Regions from separate parts of the Homo sapiens genome. Here region 1 is linked to region 2. The links are chromatin loops, found by intact Hi-C in ENCODE. Cell type or tissue: IMR-90. All regions are shown on one strand. Each heading gives the region's core, and the rest is flanking DNA. Links, peaks and the distances in the headings are about the cores only.

Region 1 (5,377 bases), core at 69-5,068, 320 kb before region 2:
CTGTTGATCAGGCAGGATGGAGTTCTTTTTTGTTAAAGGTTTTTCTAAGGTTTTAACAAAGGGTCTTACAAACCACTCCCTGAATTTGATCTTTGCCCCCAAACCATTTCTTTCTTTCAAAATCATTCACTGGAAGAGACTGGGAATGACGGACATATTTATTTTGAATATAGCAAGTTCCGGATCCTTTACATTTTCTCCATATTCTGTTAAAAAACTGAATAGTTTGTTCTTTAGCTTATTTTTCTCTACTAGTATTTTATTATATGCAGCTAAAAGAAATCAGCTCTTATGATATTCTGCCTGGGAATATCCTTAGTCAGATCTGCCATTTTATTGATATATTTTTTTATTTTCTACATTGCTGCAGTGATGATTTTGTTAACTGTTTGGCCAAGGCATCTTTTGGGTGTTCTTTAATCCAGCATCTGATAACATTTTCCTCACTGTCTGCAAGTTCTATATCAACCGTCTCCTTGAAGCTCTTCAAACTTTCATCAGCAATATCCTCAAGATGCTTGCTGATTCTGTCCTTTCTCCCATCCCAAAGCCAATGTCTACTTTTAGTTTTTTCTTATGGTTGCATTGTTGACGTGACATTTGAATTAAGTAGTGAAGGATGAGTGTTATTTGTATAGAGACTATATTTGGTGCATGTCTCTCTTTCTTTCTCTGTGTGCGTGTGTGTGTGTGTGTGTGTATGTGTGTGTGTGTGTTGGGCTGTTACTTTCTAGCAGTTTCTGCCAAGACACTGTGAGAGTGAGAATGGCCAGTTTGAGGAAAAAAAGCCATTTAATCTTTAACCAACAATGTTTGTTGAATGATTTTTATGTACTAGGCACTGTGCCAGGTGCTGGGAACACAAAGATAAGCAAGATAGTCTAATGAGAGAGAGGATTATTAGATAAATACATAACGAAACATAATTATAATTGTGATAACTGTTATAAAGAAAAAACACAAAATACCTTGAGATTATAATAGGAAGAACTTATCTAACCTGGAGGGGTGGCAGGGAGAGGAGTGGTGCTGAGGACAGAGAAGGCCTCCCTGAGAAAGTAACACTTAAATGGAGTCTTAAAGGATGATGGGAGTTAGCCAGGCCCAGCTGTGGAGGAGGGAGCAGTTCATCTGGAAGGAATAAAGTGTTTGAAGGTATGAATATGAAGGAGCTTGATGCCACTTCAGGAACGGGAGAGGGCTGGAGAGGGAGAGGGAGGAGTAGGGTGGAGCGATAAGCTGAAGGCAGACTGTGCAAAGCCTTGTAGGTACAATAAGAACTTTGAACTTCACCTACTAGCAATAGGTGGCCAGGGAAAGGTTTAACACTGAGTAGTCACATGGCCAAATTTGTATTTTAAAACATCATTCTGGCTGCTGAGAAGATAATAGACAAGGCAGTGGCAATTGCTGTGGCCCAGCTGAGAGTAGGACTTTCACCTTAGCTTAGCTTGGACTAAGCCTTCCCTTCCAGTGTTCCTTACCTCGACAAATGGAACCCCCATCCACTCTCTGCTCCAACAAGAAAGGTGGGCTTATCCCTGACACCTCTGCAGTGGAAAGGCAGCAATGTGAAAGTTTATACCCATATTTAAGAAATCAAATTGACAGGACTTGGTAAGGATTATATGTGGGGAGAGGGTAGGAGAAAGGTGTCAGGGATAAGCCTACCTTTCTGGTTGGAGGAGAGAGTGGATGGGGGTTCCATTTGTTGAGATATGGATTGCTGGAAGAGAGGGCTTTTGGGGGTGAAATCCAGTTTTGAATGACTAAGGTGTCAGATGCCTGCATGAAATCAGTCAAATAGATAGCTGGGGTATATAGGTCAGGCTCAAAACGGAGGTCTGAATTGTGGGGACAGAGTTAGAAAGCAATACCTAGAGAGGGCTGCCTGATCCAGGGAGGATCTTCTTAAGCTGGAGAGATTGCAGAATGTTTGAAGTCCCATGAAAAAAATCCAATAGAGGAGAGAGATTGAATCAGTGTGGCACAGGCCCTGTGCTGATGTGGTTTGTATCTGAGGAAGAGACAGACACAAATGGATGTAGTATGTGCAAACCAGAGGGAAGAGTAGAGACCCATGATGTTACAGGGCTTCCAGAGACCAAGCAGTTCAAATTAAGAGACCAGGGGACAGGGTAGCAAGGACAAAGGAAGTGGATCTAAGAAGAAGCTTGAGGGTGAAGCCTCCAAGCCCTAGATGAATAAAAACTCCAGGAAATAGTTGGCGCTTTATGCCAAAAGATAGACTAAATTCTTACTGCCATCTAATGGCTACAGTGTGTAATTGCTATACTCTCACGGCTGAAAGTCCAGGGAATTAAACTTGCTTATGGTTTACCAACATTTATCTCTATAGGCATGGTGGCTCATGCCTATGATCCCAGCACTTTTGGAGGTTGAGGCAGGAGGATCTCTTGAGCCCAGGAGTTCCAGACCAGCTTGGGCAACATAGGGAGACCCCGTCCCTTAAAAAAATAGCCAGTATTTATTGAATACTCTATACCTTACTAAGTCCCTTACGTGTATGAACTCATTTAATCTTCACAACAATACCATTTGACAAAGGAGCTGAAAGATACTAAATAATTTGTCCAAATATTCAAAATTATTTTGTGACAGGGTAGGACTAGAACACAGATTTCTTGGACTTCAGAGTTTGTGCTTTTGACTAGTAGGTGTATTCTACTGTCTCTCATGTGATAAAAGAACAGGAACTGAAAGTACCCCCATGTTGGGCTTAAGTGCCCCAGGCATTGCGTTAGTGACTGTGCACTAAGATCTTGTCTCCAATATGTAGCTCAGGCTCAAACAGCCTTACAGAGGTGGCCAGATTGGGTAGACTGTATGCCTGGAATAATAGGTCTTAAGCAGAGATTGTGGGCAGAGTTGTTCAAATCAATACTGGATGTTCTTGGAGGTCTGACACACTGCCTGAGATCATCACGTGTCCTTGTGCAACTCTTTTGGCATCCAAAGAATCCATCCCATCAGCGTATGCAATTTGGGCATAAGATACAACCACTTCTGGGAAGTACATAAGGGCAATTCTTTTTAGAAAGTTCGTGTTTCCCCTATCTTTTGGCTTCTCAGACAGGCCTTTATAAAGGTGGGGAAAATCAGGCGTTTATTACGAATGAAAATTTGTTCAGTCTCTGTGATTATTGTTGCCAAATATTACCTGCTTTTTGCTAACATTGTAGCCTTTGCTAAAAAACTCTATGGACTGCTGATACTTGGTAGTTTATAGAATTTCAAGTCACTGTTTCAAAAGAAAATTGTAGTAAATCTATTTTTGGTGTTAGGGCCAGATGTCATTATAAGGATGTCTGGACAAGAGGCTGGAAGTCCTTGTAGGTCAGGATGGCCGAAAGTAGCAGAAATATGAAGAGCAGAGCACAGATGCTCCCACTTTCATAATTGTAAACTTGTCTCTTGGTCTATTGCTTTGCTTTGTGTTTCATTCAGATAAAGCTATTCAATGACCATCTTTTAGTGCGGTTTTGTTTAGAATAGTTGTCCTGAGAGTTGGTTTTGGGGCCTCTGGGAGACCCTGAGACACTTTTATGAGTACTGTGAGATCAAAATTATTTTCATAGTAATTTAAAAATATTATTTGCCTTTTATCTCTCATTTGCCCAAGAATGTACAGTAGTCTTCCAGAAGCTACATGATGCATTATATCACAACAGATTGAATGCAGAAACAGAATTCAGCTGTGTTCTAAGCCAGATATTAAAGAGATTTGCAAAAATGTAAAACAATAACATCCTTTTAAATATCTTTGATCAAAATTGTTATTTCTGTCAACATGTAACGGAGTTATTATTATTTTTGAATGAGTTAAATAAATGTTTTTAAATGTCTTAGTTTTAATATTGAATATAGTAAATATGAATTGCTATAATCTTCATAAACAAAAACTCTTTGGGGTTTTCTAGAAATTTTAGAAGTATAAAGGAGTCTTGAGACCAAAAAGTTTCAGAATGTTGGCTGGGAGAATTCACTATAGTCAATTTCTCAATGACTTTGAGAGGAAGGATGTATGTCCTGATTCCCCCCACCTCAGGAAACAAGAGGCAGCAGGAAATACATGTATTTACGGGTCCCTGGTCTCCTTGTGTCAAACATCGCTCTCTGCATGGTTGATCTGTTTCCTTGGTAACCTAACTGTAGCTGTCACCTGTGGCCTATTAACAGCCTCCCCTGGCCAGTTGGATTCTACAGGGCAATGACTGGGAATAATTAGGAAACTTGGTAAGGAAGTTTCCTCCAGCAGGAAATTGGTTCCTCTGGAACTTGTTAGGCATTAACTCTACAGCCAAGACCGTGAAAACATTTACTGAAATTAGCGATAGTGTGCAGATCCTGTGGGAGCACTTACTCAGGGCAAATACAGTCAGGAATCAGGGACTATGAGTTTATTCTTAAAGGCTTAGGTGTTAGCTTTAAGCTATAAGGGAGCAATTAGGTTAAAATGACTCCTGAGTTTCAAACGGAGTCACACTTTTAAGCTTCTCCCTGGGGTTTTAAACATTGGTCTAGAGCAGGGGTGTGAGATGTAATTAAAGTCTACTTTAAATCCAGATGTTTCCCTTCACGGAGCCCCTTTGCCACCACAGACTTCAGTAATAGTTACAAAATCTTGCTGAACCTAGAGAAGTTGACCAAACTTAAGACAGCCTCAGCCAAGTGTGAATTTTTGATAGCTTGATCAGTCTCAACTCAATAAAAAGCAATACATTTTTCCCTGGATAACATGTGGAAGCTTTAAGATTTGTCCAATATAAGCACATGAATCTGAAGTAAAAATAAAACAAAACAAATCTACAAGAAAAACACCGTCATGTTTTCCCTGAAGAAAAATAAAAGCCAAGGATTCGACAGAGTGAAAGGAAAGAACAAGGGGCCCAGCCCAGAGGTCTCTACCTCGGGTGGGTTCCCTGCAGCCCGTGGAACCCCAGGTCTGTGAGAGGCCAGCCCCTCACAGAGAGTGACACATCTGACAGATAAATGGCAGCGCCATCATCTCCTCCTCCTATCATTCAAATGCTCTGCAGATGACCTGAAATGGAAAGCAGTTTCAGTTTGACACAAAAGATCAACACATCACAGTAGGAAGAGCATGAGCAGAGAGGGAGAACATTTCAGTGTGAAAATTTTGTAACAAAAGAAGAAAAATATAGAAGCATGAAAATATAATGAATAATGATTTGAGTGTCTACTATGAGCTGGGCACTCTGCTGAGCTCTTTGTGCTTTCTCATTTAATGCTCTTAACAGCCCTGTAGCAGAGGCACTACTATTACCTTCATTTTACTCATGAAGAAACCTAGCTGGGAAGGCTCAAATGCATTGTCCAAAGCTAAGTGGCAGAA
Region 2 (5,377 bases), core at 105-5,104:
GAAATGGGATGGATTCAGAAGCTAAGGCACCTCCTCGCTCACTCACCCCACCCCCAGGGGCAGCTGGGTCCCTGTCGTGGCTCCCTCATCACACTGGCCTGGCAAGGCAAACCCATGGCTGCACCACTGCCCTAGAAGTCCATCCTGTCCAGGGCACCTCACTTGATTTACAGATGGGATTCCAGGGATCAGATGAGCCCCTAAATATGTTCGTCAAATATATAGAAAGTACTACTATTTGTATTCATAAATCTTTATCTGAAAAAGAGTTGTCAGATTATCAGAACAGTCCATGACTCCCAAAAGGCTAGAAGCCCAGCTTTTAATTGGCCGAGGTAGTTACTCCCAAAGGTCTAGGCTCCCCTTGTTATTGGGAGCTCGGGGGCCTGGGCTTGCTGCTCCCATTATACTGCTCCTGTGAGGTGGTGTCTCAGACTCACTGGACCCCTCTCTGAAGACAGAAGTCCTCAGGAAGCACAAAGGGTACACAAATACGGGTCACTACAGTGACCTAACAGTCCCGAAGGCCTTCCTGGAAGTACTTTGCTCATCTACAAACAGATTCATTACTGCCTGCAACATGCAGCAGCCAGCTGTGGGAAAAGGGCAGGAGACTGTGAGGCTGAGCATTCTGGGAGTAAAAACACAGCTAAGAGGCCAGGGTGGTCAGGTTTGCCGGGGAAAGTCACTGTAGCTTGCTCCACCCCTGTCCTAGGGTCTAGAAGAGAACCCCAGGATTGCCACCTACCTGGCTGGAATTCCAAGTACTTGAGGGAATGGCTGAAAAAGGAGCTGAGGCCCCCTGAGGTGTTACTCCTGCTGCCTACCAGAAATCAGCAGCATCTTATCAGGCAGAACTGTAAACTGAGAGGAATCTCATGGTCACGTGCTGTTCCACTGACCTATCACCTACAGGCATCCTGGGCTCCGCTCAGCCCTGAGCCTTCACCTCTGGGCCATAGGTGGCAGCTGCCAGGACACTCCCTCATAAATCCTCATAAGTCAGATGTAAACTTGTGTCCTTCAACAGACATGGTGCACAGTGGGCCCGCTGAGAAGGGGAGGCGGGGGAAGGGAGTGAAGAGTGCTGTGGAGGAAGTCCTGGCCACTGCAGCTCAAGCCTCCACAGAACACATGCATGGAGAATGCACCTCCAAAATAGATCAGTACAAAGGTCGGCAGACTTTTCCTGTAAAGCGCCAGATGGCAAATATTTGGGTTTGGTGGGCCATGTAGTCTATCTCATACTCAACTCTCCTATTTGCAGTGCAAAAGCAGCCACAGCCAATACCTAAACCAGTGTGTGGCTGTGTACTAGTAAAACTTTATTTATGGACACCAAAATGTGAATTTTATATTATTTTCCCATCTCAAAACATTCTTGTGATTTTTCTTCAGTCTTGAAAAATGTAAAAATCATTCTTAGCTGATGAGTGTAAGAAATATGCAGTGGGCTAACTGTGGGCCATGGTTTGCTAATCCCTGGGTTAGGACAGTGCTTCCCCATCCAGAATGAACTGCCTGGACCTGAGGGGGTTCTAGTAAAAATGCAGATTCTGGTTCAGTAGATTGGGTATGGGGCCTGCTGTTGTGCACTGCTGACAAGCTCCCAGGTGATGCTCGTACTACTGGTCCCAGGACAACACTTGGAGGAGTAAGAAGTTAGGAAACCGCTTTCAAAAGTTCCTCAAGGCCAGGTATGGTGGCTCATGCCTGTATTCCCAGCACTTTCGGAGGCTGAGGTGGGCAGATCACCTGAGGTCAGGAGTTCAAGATCAGCCTCGTCAACCTGGTGAAACACCGTCTCTACGAAAAATACAAAAATTAGCCGGGTGTGGTGGTGCACAACTGCAATCCCAGCTAATCGGGAGGCTGGGGCAGGAGAATTGCTTGAACCTGGGAGGTGGAGATTGCAGTGAGCCAATATCACACTATTGCACTCCAGCCTGGGCAATAAGAGTAAAACTCCGTCTCAAAAAACAAAACAAAACAAAACAAACAAAACATTCTTCGAAACATAGATTACTAAACAAACTTGCCTAGAAGCATAAATTCCCTGGAGCCTGCCTGCCCACTAGCAGGTATCTGAAAGGGCAGAAGGCTCTTGGTAGTGTATCTCTGGCAGGATTTTCTTTTGTAGGTGGAGGGTAAGTGGGTGTCTACGTGCTCAGACCTCAAGTTATGCTAACCTGGCAACACTGTCCACCACGGCCCCTGGGCCTGAAGCAGGAAATATAGTGGGGAAGGATTTATTTGCTCTTTCACCAGTGTTTGCACATTCTTGGTCATTTATAAACATTGGTTCTTAGAGGCTGAAATAGTCTCTTTAGGTCAGGTCTGAAAGGAGCCGGATTGCTAGAATTTAGTAGGGTAAATTTACTTTGGGGGGCAGGGATCAAGATCCAGGAAAATTGAAACTGCTAAATTTGCAGTGGCTGAAGGCCCCCAGTCTTGGCTGCTGTGTCAGGAAAAGGGCATTCAAAATCCCCCAGGGGACAGGAAGCTTCTCTAGGGCAGGGCGTGACATAAACTGTGGGCTAGGAAATGCCTGCAGGAATGGAAGGGGCCAACCTACTAGCACCCCAGCAGAAGGCACTGCAGTCAAGAAGTCTGGAGAGGTCTCCCCACATCCACAGGGGAAGGTCAGGTCTATGATCCCAGGACCAGCCCTGTCTCTTCTCCCCCACCCTAAACAGTGGAGCCCTCTCTTGACTGCCCTTTGTCCACTGTTTCTAAGGAAAATGGCAAAGAATTATCTTTGCCAGCTGACCCAGGTGCAGTTAAGCAGTTTCAATAATGAGAGGTGCTTATGTTATCTTTGTCTGAAAAAGAAAAATTAAAAGCTGTTTTCTCATATGAAGCCCATGCTGACCTCATTCTTTGGGATTTCACTTCCCAGCATTTGTCCCTGACTCCCACCTAGTGGCTTCTTCCAGCACTGCACAGGGACAAAGAACCACCACTGATGCCACCTGAGCCCGGCCCAGGAGCCCCTTGGGAGCTGAGCGCAGAAAGAAAGCACGGACACACCTACTCCTTTCTCATCTCTCACTCAAGTTCACACCTGTCACAGGGGAGGTAAGAAAACATGCTGGAAATCGGCTCACACAGGCTCTACTTTTTTTCTTGAAAAATAAGCACCAAATTTTCCCTCCTCTAAGATCCAGAGGAAAAGGTTTACCTACAAAACTCCTTCTGTAACTTTTCAAAATTGAAATGTTCAACACACACGTATCCTGACTATCTTTTGTTTTCCATTCTGGAGATACAGAAATGAATCCCATGGTAAAAAAATTCAAGCTCACATTTTATAATTCATAAAACAGCTTTTTCTCTCCACTTTTTTTTTTGCAACTCCTCTAGCTTTTCAATATGGTAAACAGATTTGCTTCTTGGACAGAATGAAAGATTGCAAGCTGAATCTGGCAGGAATGTATGGGCTTTGTTTGAGGAGCTGGGAGCTGAAGAAACCGCCATCTGTGACAAGGTGGTTTGGAGCTGAGAAGGGGGGGTGGCTGTGCTCCCCAGCCTGGGTCTGGGTTTCTTTGTTTCTTGGGAAACTAGTTAAAAAGGTAACTGAGGGCACCTGAACTGACTGCTGGGCTATCAGAGGTGAGCACTTATCCCAGCTGGGGCCAGCAGAGGCTGCTCATTCAGGAGAGCAACTCTTCAGGTTTTTCAATATGGTAAACAGATTTGCCTCTCCACTGTTGAGATGTGGGCCTCCATCAAGCTCTAACATAAGGGCAGCAGTAAACTGAGAGGTTCCTAACCTGTCTCCACACTTTGGAACCCAAGAGGTCAAGACTGAGGGAGGCAAAGGCTGGTGCTTACAAAGAGACCACTCCATATAGCCCCCAGAACAAACTGCAGAATTGGAATGCTTGGCCAGATCTTGCAGACACTTTCAAACTCAGCTGTCATTTCCAGTAGGGAAACTGAGTCCCACAGAAGTGAAGAAGAGGCTCATGAGTGGTAGAGCCAGGGTAGAACCCTGGCCTTTTAACTCCTTCCTACCTTCCATACTCCCTCACCCTGGTTCAATCTGCTTTCACCTGCTCAAGCACACTGACCAGGACTCTTGAGACCTTGCAAAGAAAAGCCTGGGTTCCTATTGGATGGCCAAGCCTACTCCATGTACCCCAGTTCCAAACAGGGCCTAGAGTACATACAGCCCTTCTGTGGGTTCTCTGCCAAGCACCACCCCTCACCCTGGAGCCTGAGCTCTTCCTTGACTTGCCTTCACTTTGCTGCTGGGTTTGCCTGCCCTTTCTCTGGCTTCATCTTGAAACTTCACCAAGAATCTCCTTGGCCCATACCCAATGTATTAAACAGCAGAACAGACTGGCTGGCTGGTAGGAGATGAAGGGTGTACATAACATACTGTTAGAGAAGCACCCATGGCTACTTCATATGGAGACTCTGCTGGCTCTGGTATCTTCTGGGCGTCACCCAAAGACCTGGGACACGAATCAACACTGTGTATCAGCCTAGGTCTACTCCTCCCAGCTAACTGGCTATCCCCAGCCCTGTAGAGCCCATCTGAATCTGACTGGCTATCCTGTCTAAGGTTTCCACCACCCAACCTAGCCAAAGATCTATGCCACTAACCACCAGCCAAGCCAAGCAGGTGTGGAGGGGTAGAGACACCCCTTTCAGACCATGGGAAAGCCCCACTCAAGGCACAGCCAAAATCCTGGAAGTGGTCACAGTTGTACCGGGTCCTTCTTGCCTGGGCCAGGTACCACATGCCAGGGCCACTGATGATTACATGCCAGCATATGCCAGGGCCACTGATGAGCACTGCTTCCCTTTCTGGGCTTCAGGACCACCTGTGGGGTTCTGGGGCTCCTGAACTGAAATAACCACACCCTCCCGAGGGCATCATCCTACATTTCACCATAGTAAACAGAGAAGGAGGAGGCTGCCCCTTTTCTAGAACTCAGCTCTGTTCCCATCACAAAAGAGCTGCCTCAGCCTTCCAGCCAGGGCCTCAGCTTCATCCTCCATGAGCACTGACCCTGAGCTTGGCTGTGTCTTCCAGTTGTAAAGGACTACCTTCCCATCTCCTGAGGGTAACACTGCTCTGCTGCACCACAGGCAGGACAGCCTCCCTGATGCTTCCTCTGCAGGCCAGGTCCCAGCCCATCTTAGACCCCAAGACACCCTCTATACAAGGTCCTCATTCACCAACTTTCCAGAGGAAATACTGCTCCTAGACCAAGGGAATCCAAGCCCTTTGTTCCTTGCCCCACTGAGGCCCCAGAGGGTATCCCCATTAAGAAAGCCTTGCACATGCCCTTCTAGGCCCAGAGCCCACTTCTCCTCATTATACTTACCAAGGAGCAGGATGCTAGTTTAGACTCCAGAGCATGGG

What was found. Peaks named below come from ENCODE experiments on the same cell type or tissue, not always from the same donor. Only the 100,000 strongest peaks of a DNase experiment are listed, where the experiment ranks them.
Region 1: it touches region 2 in a loop (3-fold over the local background); 1 of 110 quality-filtered maps calls a loop at or near these places.

What each region holds. Positions count from the first base shown.
Region 1 is chr11:7,889,850-7,895,226 of GRCh38, reverse strand. The region is part of intron 1 of LOC283299 (a long non-coding RNA gene); the gene reads left to right. Among named protein-coding and RNA genes, the nearest start is that of OR10A6, 39 kb to the left of the region's middle. In IMR-90, for the core only: a CTCF peak has its summit at 2,273 (motif pointing left); DNase peaks (open chromatin) are centred at 2,256 and 2,956; H3K27ac peaks cover 1,310 bases.
Region 2 is chr11:7,569,394-7,574,770 of GRCh38, reverse strand. All of the region lies in intron 3 of PPFIBP2 (PPFIB scaffold protein 2), which reads right to left. It overlaps LOC105376535 (a long non-coding RNA gene), which reads left to right. Exons shown (of 4, transcript XR_007062579.1): 4 at 2,900-5,377. Among named protein-coding and RNA genes, the nearest start is that of PPFIBP2, 58 kb to the right of the region's middle. RefSeq lists enhancers at 1-75, 76-900. In IMR-90, for the core only: a CTCF peak has its summit at 2,920 (motif pointing left); a DNase peak (open chromatin) is centred at 2,890; H3K27ac peaks cover 1,683 bases; H3K27me3 peaks cover 423 bases.